Linked DNA regions of Homo sapiens: regions 1, 2 and 4 are each linked to region 3. Evidence: chromatin contacts called from ENCODE Hi-C or POLR2A ChIA-PET data. All regions are on one chromosome and are shown on one strand. Each heading gives the region's core, a stretch centred on a gene start or an enhancer-like site at or near the end of the contact. The rest is flanking DNA. Distances are from core to core; before and after follow the strand shown.

Evidence for each region. A loop is a pair of places that touch in the nucleus more often than their neighbours do. ChIA-PET counts read pairs that join two places held with the same protein, here RNA polymerase II (POLR2A). Pooled maps may share reads with other maps.
Region 1: a map of ascending aorta shows a loop between it and region 3 (1.9-fold over the local background). The contact joins the enhancer-like site here to the promoter of TCF12-DT in region 3. A Hi-C loop is called at or near these places in 1 of 168 maps with a recorded cell type or tissue (ascending aorta) and 2 of 50 pooled maps. POLR2A ChIA-PET finds 5 or more read pairs at or near these places in 2 of 52 experiments (CD8-positive, alpha-beta memory T cell and MCF 10A).
Region 2: a loop to region 3 is called in a map of Calu3, with 2.2 times the contacts of the local background. The contact joins the enhancer-like site here to the promoter of TCF12-DT in region 3. A Hi-C loop is called at or near these places in 2 of 168 maps with a recorded cell type or tissue (Calu3 and posterior cingulate gyrus) and 2 of 50 pooled maps. POLR2A ChIA-PET finds 5 or more read pairs at or near these places in 8 of 52 experiments (A673, AG04450, MCF 10A and 4 more).
Region 4: a loop to region 3 is called in a map of PC-3, with 3 times the contacts of the local background. The contact joins the enhancer-like site here to the promoter of TCF12-DT in region 3. A Hi-C loop is called at or near these places in 12 of 168 maps with a recorded cell type or tissue (A673, CD8-positive, alpha-beta T cell, HepG2 and 9 more), 20 of 37 single-sample maps with no recorded cell type and 20 of 50 pooled maps. POLR2A ChIA-PET finds 5 or more read pairs at or near these places in 8 of 52 experiments (HepG2, MCF 10A, OCI-LY7 and 5 more).

Annotation. Positions count from the first base shown.
Region 1 is chr15:56,804,495-56,807,523 of GRCh38, forward strand. No RefSeq gene overlaps it. Among named protein-coding and RNA genes, the nearest start is that of ZNF280D, 72 kb to the left of the region's middle. RefSeq lists an enhancer at 2,339-2,508. Within about 2 kb of position 1,462, at least 7 of the 41 ENCODE cell types and tissues checked have a DNase peak (open chromatin) inside an H3K27ac peak, as active enhancers do.
Region 2 is chr15:57,014,685-57,017,736 of GRCh38, forward strand. All of the region lies in intron 3 of TCF12 (transcription factor 12), which reads left to right. Among named protein-coding and RNA genes, the nearest start is that of TCF12, 98 kb to the left of the region's middle. Within about 2 kb of position 1,372, at least 2 of the 41 ENCODE cell types and tissues checked have a DNase peak (open chromatin) inside an H3K27ac peak, as active enhancers do.
Region 3 is chr15:56,917,215-56,919,958 of GRCh38, forward strand. TCF12-DT (TCF12 divergent transcript) reads right to left here and starts at 1,285. Exons shown (of 4, transcript NR_015419.2): 1 at 326-1,285. TCF12 (transcription factor 12) reads left to right here and starts at 1,430. Exons shown (of 21, transcript NM_207037.2): 1 at 1,430-1,692; 2 at 2,678-2,744. The coding sequence starts at 2,700. RefSeq lists silencers at 590-729, 1,250-1,379, 1,550-1,599, 1,690-1,979, 2,030-2,469.
Region 4 is chr15:56,984,008-56,986,898 of GRCh38, forward strand. The region is part of intron 3 of TCF12 (transcription factor 12); the gene reads left to right. Among named protein-coding and RNA genes, the nearest start is that of TCF12, 67 kb to the left of the region's middle. Within about 2 kb of position 1,289, at least 3 of the 41 ENCODE cell types and tissues checked have a DNase peak (open chromatin) inside an H3K27ac peak, as active enhancers do; they include A673, where a contact is called at or near this core.

The DNA of each region.
Region 1 (3,029 bases), core at 212-2,711, 110 kb before region 3:
CATGCCCTTCCCTCTTCCTGAAACCTTCCTGGCCTCCCACACACCCAATATTATGCATTTTGTCTTACTTATGCTTTAACTCTCAGCTCAAATTCCTTTCGTGACCCCTTAAACAGACAAAATCCCCTTAATATTCACTCTGAAAGTCCAGGAAGGATTCAATTTTGGTACTTATAAAAATATTTGTGAGATTATTTCATAAATGTCTGTCTCTCTCACTTAACTCTAAGTTACATGTAAGAAACTCTCCATAAGTTTCAGTTAACAACACACTATCAAATAACAACTTGAATTATACTTGAAAGGAAGAAGAAAGTCATAGTAAATATCACTGGTTCACTCACAAAATGAAAATAGGTTAATAAAATTTATTTTAAAGCCATCGTAGGAGGAATTTTCCTGGTCACATCCAAGCAACTTATAAAAATGGGAAAATTTAAAAACAGATGTATCAGAAACACATATTATTTTATCTAGAAAATAAATTAAATAGTGGAATTAACATCTTTTTATTGTAGAAGATTAAAGAATAAATTTGTCTTTAATGTAATTCAACCAAAGGGGGCAGAATACAACCAATGCATTAATTTAGAAGTGGATGGAATGATTTGGGGAAAAAAAAACCAGGATTTCTGGCAAGTTTCCCCTTCTGATTCAGAGCTGCAACAAAGAAGCTGTTAAAATGTTTGCAATTTCGTTTCAGTGTTGGATCAAATAATATACACGTGCAGCTATTGGAAAAAAGATTTTGAAATGATTTTGTTGTATTACAACTTACGCAGTCCATCATGGTCAAAAGACCATTTTAGATGAATTTCAGTTTTAAGAGGTCATATTACTGCATCAGTTTTTTTTTCCCTTGCTGTTCTATCTTCACTCCAGAGAAAAAAACAGAAATGTATGGGAAGGCTAAACTAACAATGTTGTTGCTCTAATGGAAGTTTCATAAATACAACAAAATTTATTATATTCTTAGTGGAACAATACTTAGTTGTTTTCAATAATAGTTGAACAAAATATATATATTTCATGAGTCTAGACTTGGAAAGAGCTGTGACAGCACAATTAGAGACACCTAGAAAAATGCGGTATCCCCCTTACCGTGGGGGATACGTTCTAAAACCCCCAGTGGATGCCTGAAGACACAGATAGTACTAAACATGCAAGTGTACTATGCATGAATTTCTTTTTCCTTCTTCACAATTTCACAGAGGGAGGATTCATTCTTACTGTAGATCTTAGTAATCTCGGTATGTAATTTTTTTTCTTTTTTAAGTGGAGAACTTACACTTTTTCACTTAAAGAAAGCATTTTATGGATCCTCTTTGGCATATCCACCATCATCACCACTCTTGCACTTTAGGGCCATTAGTAAGTAAAATAAGGGTTACTTGAACGCAAGCACTGTGATACCACGACAGTTGATCTCATTATCAAAAAGCTACTAAATGACTAATGGGCAGGCAGCATATTCGGCGTGAATACACCGAACAAAGGGATGAGTCATGTCCCAGGCAGCATGGAGCAGAGCAGTGTGAGATTTCATCACAAAACTCAGGATAGAATGCTATAAAAAACATAGGAATTATTTATTTCTGGTATTTTCTATTTAATATTTTCAGATCACAATTGATTGTGGGTAACTGAAACCACAGAAAGTGAAACCACAGATAAGTGGGAACTACTTTAAAATCAGAATGTTTATATCTCTTAATTAATTTTTTCTCCAACCTGAAATGCCCTCCCTTCTCATTTTTGCCAAATTCAACTTCTCTTTCATTTTCAACAACACAAAAAGCTCTCACGTCATAACCTTATTGTTCTGTTTTTTTCTATACCTGTAGACTAGTACAAGTAGTACTCACCGTGTGGTATCAGTGACTTCCAATTGACAACTCAAGGACTATACTATCTGTACTCCAAATCACCTGGAAAACATTTAAAATATATCTTCCAAATTGCTCCCCACCCTGCCTCTCCCACTTTCAAGACTTGAGTCAGTAAATTAGAACATCTAAGGAATCTGCAGTCTTTAAAAATATTTTCTGGCCTGGTGTGGTGGCACACACCTGTAATCCCAGCACTTTGGGAGGTGGAGTCAGGTGGATTGCTTGAGCTCAGGAGTTCGAGACGAGCCTGCACAACATAGCAAAACCCAGTCTCTACAAAAAATACAAAAAGTAGCTGGGCGTGGCAGCCCACACCTGTAGTCCCAGCTACTCGGGAGGCTGAGGTAGGAGGATCACTTGAGCCCTGGAGTCAGAGATTGCAGTGAGCCAAGGTCATGCCACTGAACTCCAGCCTGGCAACAGAACAAGACCTTGTCTCAAAAAGTAAGTAAATAATAAAATATTTTCTGTACACCCCTGTTGATAACAGCATTATTCTCAATCTCCAAAAGGTGGAAGCAACTCATTGATAGACAGACAAACAAAATGTGGTATACACATACAATGGAATATTTTTCAGCCTTAAAAAAGAAGCACATTTTGACATATGCTACAACGTGAATGAATCTTAAAGAATTATGTTAAGTGGAATAAGCCAGTCACAAAAAGATAAATATCATATAATTCCAATTATATGAGGTACATAGATTTGTCAAATCCATATAGACAGAAAGTAGAATGGTGATAGGGGCTAAGGGAGGAGGCCACAGGAGTTATTGTTTAAGGATATGGAGTTTCAGTTTTGGAAAATGAAAAAAGTTTTAAGGATGAAAAAAGTTTTGGAAGATGAAAAATGTTAGAGATGGATGGTAGTGATGGTTGCTCAACAATGTGAATGTACTTAATACCATTGAACTATACACTTAAAAACAGTTAAGATTGTGCATTTTATGTTATGTGTATTTTAGCACAACTGAAAAAAATAGTTAAAAGGGTAAATTTTATTTTACGTATATTTAACTACAACTAAAAAAAACATTGTACGTGGGAAATGCTGGTCTCAGTTTTTTGTGTTGGTTCTTCATTCTTAATTGTCATAATATTTTATTCATTCATTTCTTTATAAATAATGCACCATGC
Region 2 (3,052 bases), core at 122-2,621, 98 kb after region 3:
GGGTCTTAGGGGATTAAGAATTATTTCTGGCTCAACAACTCAGATTCTTCTGCAGGGTTGACAGTCAGGTCAGAAGTATGATAACCATTTGGTGAATATACAGATAACTAAGTTTCCCTACAGTGGTCCTTATGGGTCAAGATATGGGGGTGGGGAGGTATAATGGTTCTCTGGACCTTTATTATTATTATTATTATTATTATTATTATTGTTATTATTATTATTATTATTAATGTTCTCGTTTCTTTTGCAGTGACTCTTCCAGATGAAGGGTCTGAGTCTGAGGAGGAGATTATTATCAACAGTTACAAGTGCCTTAAATAGTCCAGGCGTGGTGGCTCACACCTGTAATTCCAGCACTTTGGGATGTGAGGCAGGCAGATTGCTTGGGCTCAGGAGTTCAAGACTAGCCTGGCCAACATGGCGAAACCCTGTCTCTACAAAAAATAAAAAATTAGCCGGGTATGGTGGTACATACTTGTAATTCTGGCTACTCAGGAGGCTGAGGTGGGAGGATCACCTGAGCCCTGGAGGCAGAGGTTGCAGTGAGCCAAGATTGTGCCACTGCACTCCAGCCTGGGCGATAGAGCCAGACCTTGTCTTAAGTGAAAAACCAAAACCAAAATTCAGATGCTTTAAATTTAACATAGTGCTAAGTCTCCCACCCGTTTCCAGATGGCTCAGCCCATGTTTTGGTTTTCATTCCCCATAACCAATGATGGCCCCAGCACTCTAACCTTCCATGCAAAATAGCTGTCAATATCTTCAGATGTCTTGCCCACCCCCATTTTTGTAGCCATTGCTCAGTTATTCCATAAAGTGGCTGAATGCCACCTTGCTGTTGTGTGGACAAACAGGAGAGGTTTGGCTGGCTGAGGTTTGGCTGAGTTTAGAAGTAGGGCAAAATCTCAGGCCCTTCATGGTTGACACTGAGATTATGGGTGCTGTCTCTGGAGTGTCCATTTGTGGGCTACATAGCCCCATGTCATGTTTCTTAGACAGTTTCTCCAAAAAAACAAGGACTTAGAGACTCAGTTATTTGAACTAAAATAAGAATGCTAAGCCACACTATTCTGATGGAAGACCTTGTTTGAAGTACTGTGGGCTTGTGCCCTGACTGATTTATATCTTACTTGTGGAGTTCCAACCATTGTAAACAACACTTCTTTCCAGGGCGATCTCATGACTTCTTGGTCCCTTAGTTCTTATATAGAAGCCAGACATTAATTTGCCCCCTTACCAGAAACATAATGACTTGTATTGTAAGAGTGATTTTAAGAGACCTTTAGGTATTTAAGGAAACATCATATAGTTCTCATATGATTGCTGAGATTTCTCCAAAATCAGGCTAACCTAGATTACTTGGGGGAATTTCCTGGAGGGGCTGACTCATTCATTATTTACGTGTACCCTGCAGGTAGTTTATCTCTAGGATGGAGTCATCCGGTTAGGATAGGTATTATGAAATCAGTCCCTGACTTCAGCTGAAATGATTAGTGTTAGGATTTTATCTCTAAAAGGTATTCAGGTCAGCATCAAGTCACTAGCCAGAATTGTTATGTATGATAGAATTGCCTGGGACTTCTTCATGGGCCAGACAGATTACAAGGTAGATTCTGTGTAATTGCCAATGCATCTTCCTATACCTGGATTAATGCTTTAGTTTAAGTGGAAAGGTCAACACAGAAACATGAGGAGGAAGCCAGTTGAATTTCTAAGGTAGACTTTGATGGTTTATGGGATTTGTTTAGCTGATTTTGTCCAAGACCCTAGAGGACCTAGTGGAAGTCAGTACTGTAGATTGACCTCACCTTGCTGCTCAGAGTTCCTGTTTGTAGTAGCCTTAATTACATAATTCATAAGGCAAATTAAATACATTTGGTCCTCCCTTTGTTGGTCAGATTAATCAGCTTGGTTGATAGAATGGCATACTTATAGAAAAATTGACTGGGAGCCTAAGACAATGTAGAAGCAAAGGGTACATATTGTTAGAAGGTGATTTTCCTTGGGCCTCTTGCATTTCCATGTTTTACAAGCAGAAGCACTGACTGCCTTTGTTTTGGACTGTCCTTTCAAGGATGCTTGTATACTAAACAGCCATGGAAAGTAGACATAGTTTCTCCCTCTGGAACAAAGGGCAGGTATGTTTACTGTGTATATGGAGAGAGAATTTATCTCTCCAGAGCAAAAGTCAGCCATACTTACTGTGCATTATAGATCTGGGCTTCCTAAACTCAGGCTTCCTTTCCTGTAAACGCACTGGGCATGCAGACATCCATTTGGGCTCATCCGTGTTGCTGTCATGACAGTGGGGATAAGGGAACTGATGCAAATATGCTGATATATTCTTGCTGGGATGTGACTAATAAAGTCATTTGTCTCTGATCTGAGTCTCCTGTCTTCTACCTTCATCCTTGAAAGGGTGGCAGGCTACCTTGTTAGTTTACAAGTAGGGCAAAATCTCAGGCCCTTGACACAGTTGACACTGAGATTATGGGTGCTCTCTCTAGAGTGTCCATTTGAGGGCCTCGTAGCCCCATGTAATAAAAGATCCATTTGAGAAGTAAATAAAAATTTCAAAGGCATATACCCTTCAGCCTAGCAATGCCATTTAAATGTATATGCCCTCTAGCTGACTTAAGGAGAGTCACAAGTTATCGCCCTTGAGACAAATCTGGCTCACTGCTTATTTCTTGTAAATGAAGATTTGTTGTAACATAGCCGCACCAATATTTATTGGTATTGCCTATCATTGCTTTTGCACTACAAGGCACAATTGGGTAGTTGCAACAGAACCATATGGGCAAAGCCAAAAATAATTCTTAACTGTTCCTTTAAGAAAAAGTTTGCAGGGCCCTGCTTTAGCATGCTAGCCCAACATTGTTTACTTTAAATATATGTGCAAAAGTAGGTATACAAAGTAGGTATATCAAAATAGGCATACAAAGATGTTCAGTGCAGAATTATTGGTAATATTTTTTAAAACCCACCAGTTAAACTGTAAGCAACCTCAGGAGATGTGAGAAGGTCTAATTTTCTTTCTTTTTTTTTT
Region 3 (2,744 bases), core at 35-2,534:
GAAAACAAAAAATGTAGTTAGGCTTACCAGGCCTGAAAATACATGAAAATATAGAGCCTAAAATATAGCCTGAAAATGTACTGAAAATATAGAGATTTCTTTGGATGATTATTTCCTAAATACACCTTAACAACTATTCACATAGCATTTGCATTGTATTAGGTTTTATAAGTAATCTAGATATGATTTAAAGTATATGGGGAAACACACCATTTTTATGTAAGAGACTTGAACATCTTAGAAAATCCAGAGTCTGGGAACCAATCCCACGGATATAGAGACAACTGTACTAACTACAGTAATGGCATATGGTAGCTGAATCTACCTCTCTTTCCATCCCAGTCCGGAATCCAAAGGCTCCTTCTTGCCATGTTGTCCTCGGGCGTTGGCTGCTTCCTCCCATTTGTTACTTTGGAAGTGTCTTCTTTCCTCAGTGTTTCTTCTGCGTGGGCCTTACCGGTCTTTACTGCACTCACTTACCTAAGAGGCAAAACAATGGCTGCCATTCAAGAAAATCTCACTTCAGCCCAGAATCGAAGAACTGGGGCTTATTTTGTCTTCTTTCTACTCTGGGGCTTCTCTGAGGCCAAGTTCAGAACTTGTGCACAAGACAGTGGCTGTGTGACAGAGCCACCCAGGGCTGTCTCCGTTAGATGAAGAGACTGGCTTGATCCATTCCCAAGAACTAGTCCCACGTGCAGTTCGGTTGCTCCGAATGGGATTTGGGTGCGAGGGGCTGACTGGAGATGTGGGGTCTGGGTGAGTGGGGTATTTGAGAACCTGAAGCTCACAAGGCTTTGTCTGGTTTGAGGTACGTTTTGCCCTTTCTCCCGCATTCGGCTCTGCATCGAATCTGACCGGCCGCGCCTACTCTCGGAACGGCCGAGGAGGATGGGTCTCCCGTCTCCACACGCGCGGTGTCTGCGCCGACTGCAGCCCTCCTGGACGGGAGCCTCTGGGCCCAGCTTAGGGTGGCGTCCAGCGTGACCTACTCGGGAATGGCAGCCTTCAGTGTCCTGCGGCCTCGGGTTCCGGGAAGCTCGGGGACCTGGGCAGCGGATCCAGATGCTTCCACAGCTGTGTCTCCGTCGCTCCGCTTCGGGGGCCGAGAACCAGCAAGACCAACGCGAGGAGGCGCCACGGTACCTGCCACCCCGCTCCCAGGAGGCCCGGACGAGGCTTCGTCGGCGAGCGGTCGGGGCCTGCTTCTCGAGGTGCCTGCGAGCGCCTCATGCCCCTCCCCACCGGCCCCAACTCCGTCCCGCCTCACCCGACCGCGGGCTTTGTCCACCCGCCGCGGTGCGGCTCCTCCCAGTCCCCGACAGCTCCTCCCCGCCCCCTCTGCCGGCCCCACTTCCTAGGCGGCGGAGCGGGTCGGGGAGGGAAGGGTTAACCCGCGGCTCTTCCCGGCGCGGAGGGATCCGGAGGCGAGCCGAGCGCGGTGGTGAGGCCGCCTCAGCGAAAAAAATGTCCGCCTGAAGAGACCCACAAGTTCTATTCGGGGGGACCGACAGCCCGCCCCGGGAGGAAGGGGCGGCCAGGCCCGAAAGCCGCCTCCCCCTCCCAGACCCGAGAGCTCGTGCGGGGCAAAGTGAACCGAGCCGCTGGGCGGTGCAAGGGGAAGCCCAAGCCCGTTCTCCCGGCCAAAGTGAACTTTAATCGGGGTGGTTGGATGCGGAGACGGGGCGGCAGGTAATTGCGGGCTAGCGAGCGGGAGTGGGGCGGCGCGGCGGGGCTGGGGGCTGCGGGGCGCCGCCGCGTCCCTGCCGGAGTGGGGGCGCCCCCGTCCCCCGCCTCAACTCCGCGCCCCTTTGTACAGCGCGAAACCCGGGGTCCCCTCCAAGTTGGGGAGCGGAGTGGGGGCGGAGGCTCGAGTCGCGGGCGCTCAGGCCCGCTGGCGGCGCGCTCGGCCTGTGCGCCCCGTTCGGTGCCCGACTCGGGCCGGCGCCCAGGCTCCGGGGCGCGCGGGAGATCGGGCGGCTTCGGCCGCGGAGCCAGGCTCATTGTTCGGCAGGTCCGGGGCAGGGCAGCAAAAGTGGGAGGAGGCCGAGCCTGGGGAGGAGGACGCCGGCCGAGAGCGAGACTAGTTGTCGGGGTTTCTGTTTTCTGTTTAAAAACGCCCCTTGGATGAGCTGGGGGTGCTTTCCGACCTCCTGGGCCCGCCGGGGACGTCCGGGCGGCGGCGGCCGCAGACGCGGGCCTGCGAGCGGCGCGTTCCCTGCAACTTGTCAGTTCTATTGTTGCCGAGCGAGTGAGTCACTTCGCATCTCCGCTCGCCGCCGCTCCGCTCGCTGGACGCCGAATTGCCCCTCACCCCGCTCCTCGAGACCCCAGCCGCGGCCGGGCCCGGCGCGCGGAGCACCCGGCGGCGGCGCGGAGCAGGGGGCGCCGAGGAGGTGGCAGAGACTGGCTCGGAAACTTGGGGGAGAGGCGGCGAGTTGCGGGAGCCGCCGCGTCGATCTCGGGCCGCGGCGAGGAACGCGTGGATTCCGGGACCCGGCGCGGGCACTGAGCCCTCCCGCCCCTTGCTCGCGCCGCGGTGGGAGCGAGTCGGGGTCCTGGAAGTCATCCCGGCGCCCCCAGCGCTCTTGCGTAATCTTCCCCAGTACCTCTCTCTGTTCCCTCACACACTTTGGGCCTCGGTGGTCTCTCGCTGAGCCCGTTTCCTCTGCCCTAGGACCTGCTAGAAGTGGCCGAAGATGAATCCCCAGCAACAACGCATGGCCGCTATAGGGACCGACAAG
Region 4 (2,891 bases), core at 39-2,538, 67 kb after region 3:
AAAAAAAAAGAAGAAGAAGAATTTTGGATCAAGGATTATTGACCTCTTTTTGTTTAGTGTTTCTTAGGATATGTAGAACCTATTCTTGTGAAGAGAGAAAGATACGTTGTTCTTCTGTTTTCACCTTTATGAACCATATATGTTTCTGGTTGAAATTATGTGTATAAACACGTGAACACATTTATACATTATACATATATGTGCATACAACTATATACAAATTTAGGAAAAGCATGTGCATGGTGTGTGTGTGTGTGTGTGTGTGTGTGTGTGTGTGTGTGTGTGTGAAGGGTGGAGAGGGAGAGAAAGGTGGATGGTTGGGACAAGGGGAGTGGTTAACCGGGCCTGTTAGCATTGTTTCATCCTTGTGCTAGCTCAGGTTTGGTACCTAACATGGTGTGAAATAAGACCTTAATTGCACTTTCACAGCTGTGTTTAGCACGTAAGCTGATCATGAACAAATTCTCTTGTCAGAGATAAAAGCTTGAAATTCCAAGACTATGTAAAATCACAGACAATTAGAGTGTTCTGTGTACCGTACAAAATAATGGTAAAAAAAATTCAAACGGTCATAGCACAGTATAGTTTAAACTGCTGTTTTACTAATTCTTCTGGAGTGAGAAACATTTTCTGTAGTAGTTAAGCACCCAAAGAAGCCATTTTACCTTGCCTGTTAAAAAATGTGTGCAAGGTCTGTGGTTCAAGATTGAGAATGAAGGATGTGTGAGCCAATTGAATAGGTAATAGGAGTTCAGGTAAGCAGTTTAGGTAATGGTTTAAATTGGAGAAAGGCCAGACCATAGGGATTAACACCCTACCATTATGAAAAGTCCCATAAGATCTCAGATGACCTCAAGAGGCTTGTACTTTTGTTTGTTAAGAACCTTTGTAAGATTGTGCTAAGACACCGTGAAAAATACTGAGGCTGTAATGTTGCTTAACCATCTAAGTACCAGTAAATGTGGTAGAAATTATCTTTCTACTCAATTATAGCAACTAAAAGTCAGGCCCTGAATCAGTCAGAGGAAATGAACTCTTGGGTTGGAATGCACATAATTTCTTTTTATATATCAAAATGTTCAGTATTTCTTTGAGGTCCCAGATCTGAACAAACATTATTTCATGAGAAGATACACTTTTATTTCCTTCCAGTGCTTCTACAATGCTTTTTCTCCAATCCCGTGTTCTTTGCTGACAACAGCAAGTGTGTGTTCTTTGAGAGGTCAATAAATGCTGATTTCTGCAAGAAAACTCTTAGGAAGTGAGCCTAGACATTGTGAAGAGGAAGTACAAAGAATGAGGCAATTAAATGAAGAATATTGCAAAGGATTATTTTAAATTGTGAGTCAGAAGCCAAACTAATTTTGACTACTAAAATTGTGAGTCAGAAGCCAAACTAATTTTGGCTACTAAATTAGTTACTTCCCTCGGGCCTACCAATCTTCATATGTATACCATGGCTTATTTTGACTTAGCTGGTTAATTTATCCAGATACGTAGATGGTAGCAAATTGGCATTATCAAACTCTACTTTTTCATACCAAAGAGCAAAATAAGTGTGCTTATAACCGTAGTTCCTGTCTTTATAAAAATGTATGAATAAATTTGAGCCATGTAAATTAAGGTTACAGAACAGATAGCATTTAGTGAAGAAAAGCTGGTCCTTAGAGTATATCATTATTTACCCCATAGTACCTACCTAATGAAATCTAGTTTTAATGATTCTTTTTAGGACACCAAAGCTCATGAAGCCTATTACAATAACGTGTTTAATTCTGAGTAATTGTTTTTCCTATTTAAATGAAGAACTCAGTGACTAAAAATTTATTTCCTGCAAATTTTCTTAGATGATAGAAGTTATACGTAGTAAAACCAACAGGACCAACTGTGAGGCTGAAGGAATTTCAGTTAAGAGGTTTTAATTTTTATCAATTTAAACTGTGTTTTGAGGAGTGGACAGAAAGGGAAGAGGGATATTTTGAGATCACCCAGCAGTTTTTGATCTTTTGTCAGTTCTTTTGTAATGCTATAGATGACTACAATTTGAAACTTGAAATAAGAAATTTTTTGTATTGGGTGATTCACAAACTGTTGGGTTTTCTGAATGGCTTAAATCCTTTAAAGAAACAGTTTTAAAAAGACATAGCATGAGAACAGGATCATAATTATTCTGTAACCAGCAGTCTGTGTTGGTTACAGAAAGTATGCTTTTGTTTAACATTATAAATAAATTACCTTATATTGCTGCTTACGTTTCTGGTTTTTGGTGTGTATGTTATCAATGTTGACCAAAATTAACTGAATATGGTGACAAAACCAGAGAAAAAATTTGAGCTTCTGTTGATAAATAAAATGTAAATGCTACTTTTTGAAATAAAACTTTACACTTATAGGCTTTTATGTATGATCTGTGTTTTCTTGAGGAAATGTTGATTAAGTAGTTTCCATTTTGGTATTACAGTATGTCCTGTTGTAAGTAGCTGACTGTGTAAAAATCTTTTAAGTCAAAAAAGCAGCTCAGCTTAAACCCCTACTATTTATTATGGCAGAAACCAGAAATAGAAATCTTCCAGAAGTTTTATAATGTATTACATTCCTGCATATCTTTTGGAGTAAAATTAAAGTTTTAAAAAGAGGCTGTTCACAACAGAAGTTACTTTATGTATCCTTATGTATATCCTTATATACACAGTATCTTTTAAACACAATTTACTAAATACTTGTCTGCATTTTTTAAAAAAGAAAACCCTAGCCCAAAATGAATGACAAAATTGTCTCGTTAGATTTGTAAGATGTGTTGTTAACCTATAAAATAGGTGAATTAAGTATAATTCTGACAAAATTAGTTACATGTAATACATAGCAGGATGTACTTGTTTGGGATGAAACAA